Regions from separate parts of the Homo sapiens genome. Here region 1 is linked to region 2. Evidence: read pairs that join two places in POLR2A ChIA-PET (ENCODE). Cell type or tissue: A673. All regions are shown on one strand. Region 1 overlaps TAF12 (TATA-box binding protein associated factor 12). Region 2 overlaps RCC1 (regulator of chromosome condensation 1).

Evidence for each region. ChIA-PET counts read pairs that join two places held together with the same protein. Peaks named below come from ENCODE experiments on the same cell type or tissue, not always from the same donor. Only the 100,000 strongest peaks of a DNase experiment are listed, where the experiment ranks them.
Region 1: POLR2A ChIA-PET joins it to region 2 with 9 read pairs; 9 of 35 experiments call an interaction of 5 or more read pairs at or near these places.

The regions. Positions count from the first base shown.
Region 1 is chr1:28,620,236-28,625,235 of GRCh38, reverse strand. TAF12 (TATA-box binding protein associated factor 12) reads left to right here. Exons shown (of 6, transcript NM_005644.4): 2 at 3,071-3,322. The coding sequence starts at 3,155. Among named protein-coding and RNA genes, the nearest start is that of TAF12, 20 kb to the left of the region's middle. In A673, no CTCF peak of the experiment used is centred here; no DNase peak of the experiment used is centred here.
Region 2 is chr1:28,520,327-28,525,326 of GRCh38, reverse strand. All of the region lies in intron 4 of RCC1 (regulator of chromosome condensation 1), which reads right to left. Among named protein-coding and RNA genes, the nearest start is that of SNORA73B, 14 kb to the right of the region's middle. RefSeq lists an enhancer at 767-1,268. In A673, no CTCF peak of the experiment used is centred here; no DNase peak of the experiment used is centred here; H3K27ac peaks cover 1,596 bases.

The sequences.
Region 1 (5,000 bases), 100 kb before region 2:
AATTCTTACTCAAAAATCTCTGTTATAAAAAGTCTCCACTTATTTTGTGCAATACTCAGTATTATTTGGGAAGTCCCTTGAAGGTTGTGGGAATGTTTTTGAGAGATAAAGTATGTTCAGTGTGAGGCTAGAGTGATGAGGATACAGTTTGATGATCCTTAATGAGGCTTTTGCATAGAACTTGCTTTGGGAAAATAGTTTGCTTTTATAATATTAGAACAGCTATTACCATGTTAAGAAAGGTTTCTATCCTGACTCTTCTATTGGTAATGTTTGTGGGTAGGGGAGAAGGAGGCCACATATGGTTAAAACAAACAAGTGATCCTAATACTCTGCTGTCCCCATCAGCTGGTTCTTGGCCAGCAAGTCAGCCTAGTTAATCTTGGTTTTTTAACCAGTACATACTTAGTTGCCTTTATTAAGCGTAAACCAGGAGAACATGATTTCTTCTTATTATTATTATTTATTTTTTTATTTTTATTTTTTTTTGAGACAGAGTCTCGCTCTGTTGCCCAGGCTGGAGTGCAGTGGCCTGATCTCGGCTCACTGCAACCTCTGCCTCCTGAGTTCAAGTGATTCTCCTGCCTCAGCCTCCCAAGTAGCTGGGATTACAGGCACGTGCCACCATGCCTGGCTAGTTTTTGTATTTTTAGTAACGACTGGGTTTCATTATGTCGGCCATGCTGGTCTCAAACTCCTGACCTCAAGTGATCTGCCTGCCTTGGCCTCCCAAAGTGCTGGGATTACAGGCATGAGCCACTGGGCCGGGCCAGATTTCTCATATTAGAAAGTCAGACAGTGTGGTGAGGAGGAACTCAGGACTAGGGACAAGAGTAGGATAGATACAGTAGACATTTATATTGCCAACTTTTACCAAGTTCTGAAGGCCATTGATATAATTCCTGCAGGCTCATATCCCACAATTTTGCCCAATAAAATATTCCATATGCTGTTAGTTTATCCCTAACAGCAGACATTCATTTTATAAGAAGGTGGTCTATATGTGCCATAATCATCATTAATTAATTTTCAAAGTTGCTTATGAAAGAGATGGAGATGTTTGTCTTGGCTCCCACTAAGGAAAAGGAGATATATTTCTCCACATCCAGTTTGCTTGGATCCTGGTTGGTGAAGATGTACCAGGCCATTCAACTAAAATGGTTCCATGGCAAGGATGGTGCTTGATGCCAGTTGTTCATTTACAGGTAGCTTTTGAAAATGGCTGCCTCTCATTTCACCGGGCTCACAGCTGTTGCTGATGTAATTAAAGATCTAGACACTCAGATAGCTGTAAGTAAGTTTGAGGCTACTGTGAGCAGAACTTGGTGAATGTGCTTCTGATCGTGATGACACCCAAGCTGACGTCCACAGAGTCAGCCTCATGACTCTAAGATTCAGGAGTCTCAGCTGCTCCAGACTAGGGTCTCTGCATGTACTTAGATTGCTAACACTCAGAGAAAAATTGCTCTTGATAAAGAGGAGTTTACTTTTAACAGCTGCTAAAAGTTATGTTTATTGGGCATAGCCCTGACATAGACTTAAGCATGTTTGAAATGCCAGAATGAACTAGTCTGTATTCTTAAGCTTTGTGACTGATTTTTTTAAAGGATGTGATTGTGCTATGACTTATTTGAATTTAACATTATTTGATACTTTAAAAATAATGCATGTAGTACTTAACTATTTTTACAAAGTTCTCAAAAATGTCTTGCTTATTCTAGTTTATTTATTTATTTATTTATTTATTTTTATTATTATTTGAGATGGAGTTTCGTCAACCTCTGCATCCCGAGTTCAAGCAATTCTTCTGCCTTAGCCTCCCAAGTAGCTGGGATTACAGGCGTGTGTCACCACGCCCGGCTAATTTTGTGTTTTTAGTAGAGTTGGGGTTTCTCCATGTTGGTCAGGCTAGTCTCAAACTCCTGACCTCAGGTGATCCACCCACCTCGGCCTCCCAAAGTGCTGGGATTACAGGCATGAGCCACTGTGCCCAGCCTCTAGTTTATTTTTATTTCATTTTATTTTTAGATAGTGTCTCACTCTGTCACCTAGGCTGGAATGCAGTAGTGGTGTGATCATGGCTTATTGCAGCCTCAACTTCTTGGGCTCAGGCAATCCTCCTGCCTTAGCCTCCTGAGTAGCTAGGACCACATGCTACCATGTCCAGCTAAGTGTTTTTTGTGTTTTGTTTTTTTTTTTGTGGGGCGGTGGGGGCGAGTCTCACTCTGTTGCCCAGGCTGGAGTACAGTGGCGTGATCTCGGCTCACTGCAAGCTCTGTCTCCTGTGTTCAAGTGATTGTCCTGCCTCAGTCTCCCCAGTAGCTGGGAGGGATTATAGGCATGTGCCACTACGCCTAGCCAATTTTTTTGTATTTTTAGTAGAGATGGGGTTTCACCATGTTGGTCAGGCTCCTCTCGAACTCCTGACCTCAGGTGATCTACCCGCCTTGGCCTCCCAAAGTGCTGGGATTACAGACCTGAGCCACCACACCCAGCCCCAGCTAAATTTTTACAGAGATAGGGCTTCCCCATGTTCCCCAGGCTGGTCTTGAACTCCTGTCTCAAGTGGTCCTTCCACTTCAGGCACCCAACATGCTGGGATTACAGACATGAGCTACTGCACGCGGCCCTAGTTTATTTTTGTACATAAGATTCTTCATTTCATTTACTTGCTTCCTTGTTTAAATTTTGTGGACTATTTCACTTAATATTTGGAAATGAGATGGTTTCTAAATATCAGCTGAGAGTAATAAACATTCTTCATTCCCTCAATTTTTAACCTGTGGATATTAAATGGTCACCATTCCATATATACTGAAGAACCCTCAAAGTCTAACAGACCTCATTTTACTTACTTTTTTTTTTTTTTTTTTTTCTTGGTAGAGACTAGGTCTCGCTATGTTGCCCAAGCTGGTCTTGAACTACTGGGCTCAAGTGATGCTACCACCTGGGCCTCCCAAAGTGCTGGGATTACAGTTGTGAGCCATTGCACCAGGCCTCTTTTTACTCTCAAGATTCATCCTTTATTACAGGTTCTTCTAGAGCTAATTCTTGTGCTTTTCTTCTCCAGTTAATTGGCCTTGGTCCTCACAGCTCCAAAAAGAAACAGGATCTCGATAAGCTCTATGAGCTGAAGTCCAAAGCTCGGCAGATTATGAACCAGTTTGGCCCCTCAGCCCTAATCAACCTCTCCAATTTCTCATCCATAAAACCGGAACCAGCCAGCACCCCTCCACAAGGCTCCATGGCCAATAGTACTGCAGTGGTAAAGATACCAGGCACTCCTGGGGCAGGAGGTCGTCTTAGCCCTGAAAACAATCAGGTATCATCCTCTTACTCTTTCTTCTCTGTAGCCACTTCTTACCTATTATTTCAATCTGTAATACTTTAAGAGATGTCCATCTCAGATGCTGCTTTTTTCTCTTAGCCGAAAAGGTCTTTTCCCTCTTTTGGATTTCTAACTTTTTTTGTTTGTTTTAATATAAGTAGAGAGTTTATTTGGGCCAAATTTGAGGACTCCCAATTCAGGAGACACAGATTCAAGTTGTCCTGAATGTATACTCCTCTGGGAACATTCTTTAGCAAATTATCATGTACAATGTTTATTAATTACTGTATTGTATGTGGTTGTGTGTATGCATATATACATCCATCCATCCATCTGTACACACTAACACAATACCTTGCCTATGAAAGGTGTTTTTTTCCTTTCATTTTGATAAGTGCTTTATATACATGTTAACCATGTAGTTGTTAAATAAAATAATAAATTGATTCATTATTCCTATGATAAAAGTACTCTTGCTTCTAGTCATTCCATCTTCTAGTTCATCCAATTGCTGCCATTATTAATTTTCTGCAGTGATTCTAAAATCTGCTCCATTCTTTCTACCCATAATTCTGATTCTGCCCTCCAGAGCCACAAGAAATAAGTATAATCCCTTTGACTTGTTTTTTGTAGGCTGTGTAGAATGGATGAGTTCGCCCAGTATTTCAAGGGAATGAGTGGAGGGACTTGCAAAGATTAATGAGAGCGGGTTGGGCAGTCAGGATATCAACCTATGTTGAATATGGAGTCTGTTGTAGAAGACAGAATTTAAAATTGTATAGGTAGGGCAGAACATAGTGGACCTGTACTAGTCAATTTCCATTGGAACTTTTAGGCAATATACAATCTTTGCAGATATTTAATAAAGGAGTAAAAGTAACATAATAAAAATAGTGTGTCCTATAGAGGATTAACTTGGCAGTAAGGGGACAGGATGGGTAGAAAAGGGGGTTAGACTGGGTGGATGACCAATTCTAAGATTTTTGCAATAAATCAAGACATGTAGTGAAGGCTCGAATTAGGTGATAATGATAGAATGAAGAAGAATGGATAGATATGAGACATCATTAACAAATATTTATTCATTTTTTTTAGAGAAAGGGTTTTGCTCTGTTGCCTGGGCTAGAGTGCAATGGTATAATCATAGCTCACTGTAGCCTCAAATTTCTGGGTTCGGCCGGGCATGGTGGCTCAAGCCTGTAATCCCAGCACTTTGGGAGGCCGAGGTGGGCGGATCACGAGGTCAGATCAAGACCATCCTGGCTAACACGGTGAAACCCCGTCTCTACTAAAAATACAAAAACATTAGCCAGGCGTGGTGGCAGGCGCCTGTAGTCCCAGCTACTCGGGAGGCTGAGGCAGGAGAATGGCGTGAACCCAGGAGGTGGAGCTTGCAGTGAGCAGAGATTGCGCCACTGCACTCCAGCCTGGGCGACAGAGCGAGACTCTGTTGCAAAAAAAAAAATTATTTTCTTGGGTGTGCGCGGTAGCTCACGCCTGTAATCCCAGCACTTTGGGAGGCCAAGGCAGGCGATAACCCAAGGTCAAGAGTTCGAGACCAGCCTGGCCAATATGCTGAAACCCCATCTCTACTAAAATTACAAAAATCAACCTGGCATGGTGGTGCACACCTGTAGTCCCAGCTACTCAGGAGGCTGAGGCAAAAGAATCA
Region 2 (5,000 bases):
AGTAAAAACTAAAAGGCAGAAATGAAATCCACAGGCAGACAGCCTGGCGCCGCGACCTGTGTCTGGTTAAAGATCGACCCCTGACCTAACCGGTTATGTTATCTATAGATTCCAGACATCGTATGGAAAAGCACTGTGAAAATCCCTGTCCTGTTCTGTTCCGTTCTGATAACCAGTGCATGCAGCCCCCAGTCACATATCCCCTGCTTGCTCAATCAATCACGACCTCTTCATGCAGACCCCCTTAGAGTTGTAAGCCCTTAAAAGGGACAGGAACTGCTCACTCGGGGAGCTCAGTTTTTGGAGACGTGAATCTTGCCAAAGCTCCCAGCTGAATAAAGCCCTTCCTTCTTTAACTGGGTGTCTGGGGGGTTTTGTCTGCGGCTTATCCTGCTACACTACTGCTTGGCTTTGGGTGAGGAGGTGTAGCAAGGATAAAGGAGACTAACCCTTTTTTACTCTCATAATTTGTTCATCCTTTGTATTTATTTTTGAGACAGGGTCCTGCCCAGACTTGAGTGCAGTGGCATGGTCATGGCTCACTGCAGCCTCAACCACCCGGGCTTGAGCCATCCTGGATAGCTGGGACTACAGGTGTGCACCACCACGCCCGGCTAATTTTTGTATATTTTGCAGAAACAACGTCTTGCCATGTTGCCCAGGCTGGTCCCGAACTCCTGGGCTCAAGCGATTCTCTAGCCTTGGACTCCCAAAGTGCTGGGATTATAGGTGTAAGCCACCATGCCTGGCCTTTTATTTTATTTTTTTAAGAGAGGGGGTCTCACTCTGTCACCTAGGCTGGAGTGCAGTGGTGCAATTAGCTTATTGCAGCCTCGAACTCATGGACTCAAGCGATCTTCCCACCTCAGCTTCCCAAGAGCCTGGGATCATGGGCACGTGCCACAGCACTTGGCTTGATTTGTTCATCCTAAAAAAGTCCAGAGGATTCTTGGCAGGCCTGCCCAAGATCCCCCTATGAGCTTGGCCAAACACAAAGACTCCCAGGCTTGGGCTTAAATGACCAGGTAGATGGTAGACTTCCATGTAGTGAGATAGAGAACACTGTTGAACAAACAGGAGAGAAGAGACGTGAAGCTCCATGTTGCTAGGTGTTTTCATTCAATCTGAAGTGCTTGGGAGCCATCCCAGAAAGGATGTCAGGCAGGCAAAGTTAGATGGGGTAGGGATGTGGGATATAAGAGGCATCTTTGTGGCCGGGCACGGTGGCTCACGCCTGTAATCCCAGCAGATTGGGAGGCCAAGGCGGGTGGATCACCTGAGGTCAGGAGTTCGAGACCAGCCTGACCAACGTGGAGGAACCCCATCTCTACTAAAAATACAAAATTAGCCAGGCGTGGTGACGCGTGCTGTAATCCCAGCTACTCGGGAGGCTGAGGCAGGAGAATCGCTTGAACCCAGGAAGTGGAGGTTGTGGTAAGCCGAGTTTGCACCATTGCACTCCAGCCTGGGCAACAAGAGTGAAACTCTGTCCCTCCACCAAAAAAAGAGGCACCCTTGTTTTAGATAGACAGCTGTATGCCAAGGCAAACATCTCATCAGTTCATCAGAATAATCTGTAGCAGTCTGCTGTGCCTGGGAGGGAGACTGTATTAGCATGAAAAGTACTCACAATAAGAAGTCAGGAGAAAAAGCAGGAAACAATTATGTCAGCACAGTTGGTGCTGATGGCTGGGCTGCCATGAGCACAGCCCGGAATGGAGTCAGACACATAAGGGCTATATGAAGTGTTGGTGTCATGGGGCATTAACCAAAAAATCTGTTATCATGGATGGAACAAACCCAGTCAACATCTCCTTAGTTGTGTTTGGCTAATATTCTGGAGCGTTTCACTACAAGCTGGCCACAATGATCCCACTCTACAGAGAAGAAAACTGAGGCTCAGAAAGGTGAAGTATCTCACTCAAGATTGGAAGAGAAGGCCAAGATCTGAACCAAGTTAGTCAGACTCCAGAGCTGGCGTCCTTGAGTGTTATTAGAAATTTCTTCTGGCCGGGCGCGGTGGCTCACGCCTGTAATCCCAGCACTTTGGGAGGCCGAGGCGGGCGGATCATGAGGTCAGGAGATCGAGACCACGGTGAAACCCCGTCTCTACTAAAAATACAAAAAATTAGACAGGCGTGGTGGCGGGCGCTTGTAGTCCTAGCTACTCGGGAGGCTGAGGCAGGAAAATGGCGTGAACCCGGGAGGCAGAGCTTGCAGTGAGTCGAGATCACGCCACTGCACTCCAGCCTGGGTGACAGAGCAAGACTCCGTCTCAAAAAAAAAAAAAAAAAAAAAAGAAATTTCTTCTGCCTCCTTCCTCCCCATGCTCCCTAGTAGTCTCTCAGCTTGCCTGGAACTGTGTCTCCTCCTCCTTTCCCTAGGAAAGACAGCAACTTTTCACTGGTCTTCCGGTCCCCACCCTCATCCCCTCCTCTCATTCTCCAAGTCATTCGTGATCAATAAATATGTGTGTGTGTATATATATACATATATATATTTATTTTTTTTTGAGACAGGGTTTCACTCTGTTGCCCAGGCTGTAGTGCAGCAGCACGTACACGGCTCACTGCAACCTCCACCTCCTAGGCTCAAGCGACCCTCCTGCCTCAGCCTCCAGAGTAGCTGGGACTACAGGCATGTACCACCACGCTTGGCTAATTTGTAATTTTTTTTTTTCTTGTAGAGACAAGGTCTCACTATGTTGCCCAGGCTGGTCTCAAACTCCCGGGCTCAAGTGATCCTCCCACCTCGACCTCCCAAAGTACTGGGATTATAGGCGTGAGGTACCATGCCCGGCCTCATTCATGATCTTTCCAAACCTCAAACCTGAAGCAAGCTGCTGGCCTGCTTGGACTCCTTAGTGGTCCCCTTTTCCTGGAAGATAAAGCCCACATTTCTTAGCTGGGTATTAGAGGTCTCCAACATCGGGTACTGACAGAACCTTTAGCTTCATTTCCTATCTATCACATCCTCCCTTCTCTTCCCACACAATCTCCTTGCCAGACCCACCAGGCCAGAATGCTAACTGTCCTCTCCATACTATTTGCATCTCTTTACCTGGAACGCCTTCCCATCCCTTATCCCACTGGAAGAACATCTACTGGTGTCTCAAAGTCACCTCCTCTGATCCCTCCTCCATCCTGAACTAGTCATTCTCTCTGAGAAACTGGGACAGACTTTTGGATCACAATCACTTTAATTTACATGCCTGTCCACCATACCAATCAACTTCCTAAAATATGAGCCCCTGGGGGCACCGGCTAACTCACTGTATCTTCCATATGCAAAACCCTTTTATTCCTCACAGGAAGCTGAAGAAGGCAGCACTGTCACTCCTATTTCACAGTTAAGGAACTGAGGCTCAGAAAGATAACTTTATCGGCCTAAGTTCACAGAGCAAGTAAAGGGCAGCCTAGAAAAGCAACCCAGGCCTATCTGACTGATTCTGAAGGCAGACCTTGGTCCAGGCAGGGGCTAAGGCAGTCTGGGCAGGCCTCCCCAGTATCCCCTATGCACTTGGCCAAGTCCAAGAAGCAGAGAGCAGAAGCCAGCTGAGGAGAGGATGGTGAGACCAGAGAGGAGACAATGAGGCAGCTAGAGCCTGAGGGAAGGTGGGGTGGGTGGTGACAGATCCACCCACAGATGTGGGGAAGGACAGTGGCGACAACTCCCTGCTGCGGTGGAGACGGCACCTGAGTGCTCTTTGAGTCCCAGAGGCTTCCTCTCCAAAATGGAAGACTTGAGGCCCTGCACTGGGCTGGCAATCGCCAGGGAAGGGCAGGGGATGGAGGGCCACCTTCTTTTTTTTTTTTTTTTTTTTTTCTGAGGTGGAGTCTCGCTCTGTCGCCCAGTCTGGAGGCAATGGCGCGATATCGGCTCACTGCAAGCTCCGCCTCCCAGGTTCACGCCATTCTCCTGCCTCAGCCTCCCGAGTAGCTGGGACTACAGGCGCCTGCCACCACACCCAGCTAATTTTTTGTATTTTTAGTAGAGACGGGGTTTCACCGTGTTAGCCAGGATGGTCTCGATCTCCTGACCTCATGATCCACCCACCTCGGCCTCCCAAAGTGCTGGGATTACAGGCGTGAGCCACTGCTCCCGGCCAGAGGACCACCTTCTAAAAGGTGGAGCCCTGTTCCCGGTACCTGCCTGCACAGCCTCTACTGCACAAATGGGTCTTGTATACAGACTTCTCTCACTGCTCTGGGTGTGTTTTCCTTTATTTGCTTTTCTTTTCTTCTTTTTGAGATGGAGCCTCACTCTGTTGCCCAAGCTGGAGTTCAGACTCACGATCTCAGCTCACTGCAACCTCCGCCTCCCAGGTTCAAGCGATTCTCCCGCCTCAGCCTCCCTAGTGCTGGGACTACAGGCGCAAGCCACCACGCCTGGCTAACTGCTTGGTATTTTTAGTAAAGACGGGGTTTCACCATGTCGGCCAGGCTGGTCTTGAACTCCTGACCTCAGGTGATCTGCCCACCTTGGCCTCCCAAATTGCTGGGGTTACAGTCGTGAGCCACCGAGCCCGGCCTCTCTGGCTGTTTTCTTAACCAGGCAGTGAGTGTCTGGGCTGGGAATAAGGAGTTGGCTTTTGGCATCATGCTTCCCCACCCCGCCCCACACAACACAGCTTCCATCTTCAAGGAGCATACAGTCTCTGGGAGAAGAGTGAGACAGTCACAGATAAGTCGGCTACAGAGTCAGCTTCCACCATCAGGCACTCCTGAATGCCCACAGCTGCCCTTTGAGGTGAGCAGACTCATCCCAGTTTTACAGCTAAGGGGAAGATGAGGCTCAGGGAAAGGTGACCCAGGTCACAGAGAGGTGGAATGAAATCCCAGTCTCATGACCATGCTCCACCAGAGCTGGAGCTGCCCTACCCCCACCTCACCTTCCTTATTTATTGAAGAAAGTGGGTAGGCACGCCAGTCTAGACAGTCTGCCCGGAGCCTGGTGCTCCTGCCCTGACCTCCAGTGACCTCACCACAGCCTCGATTTCT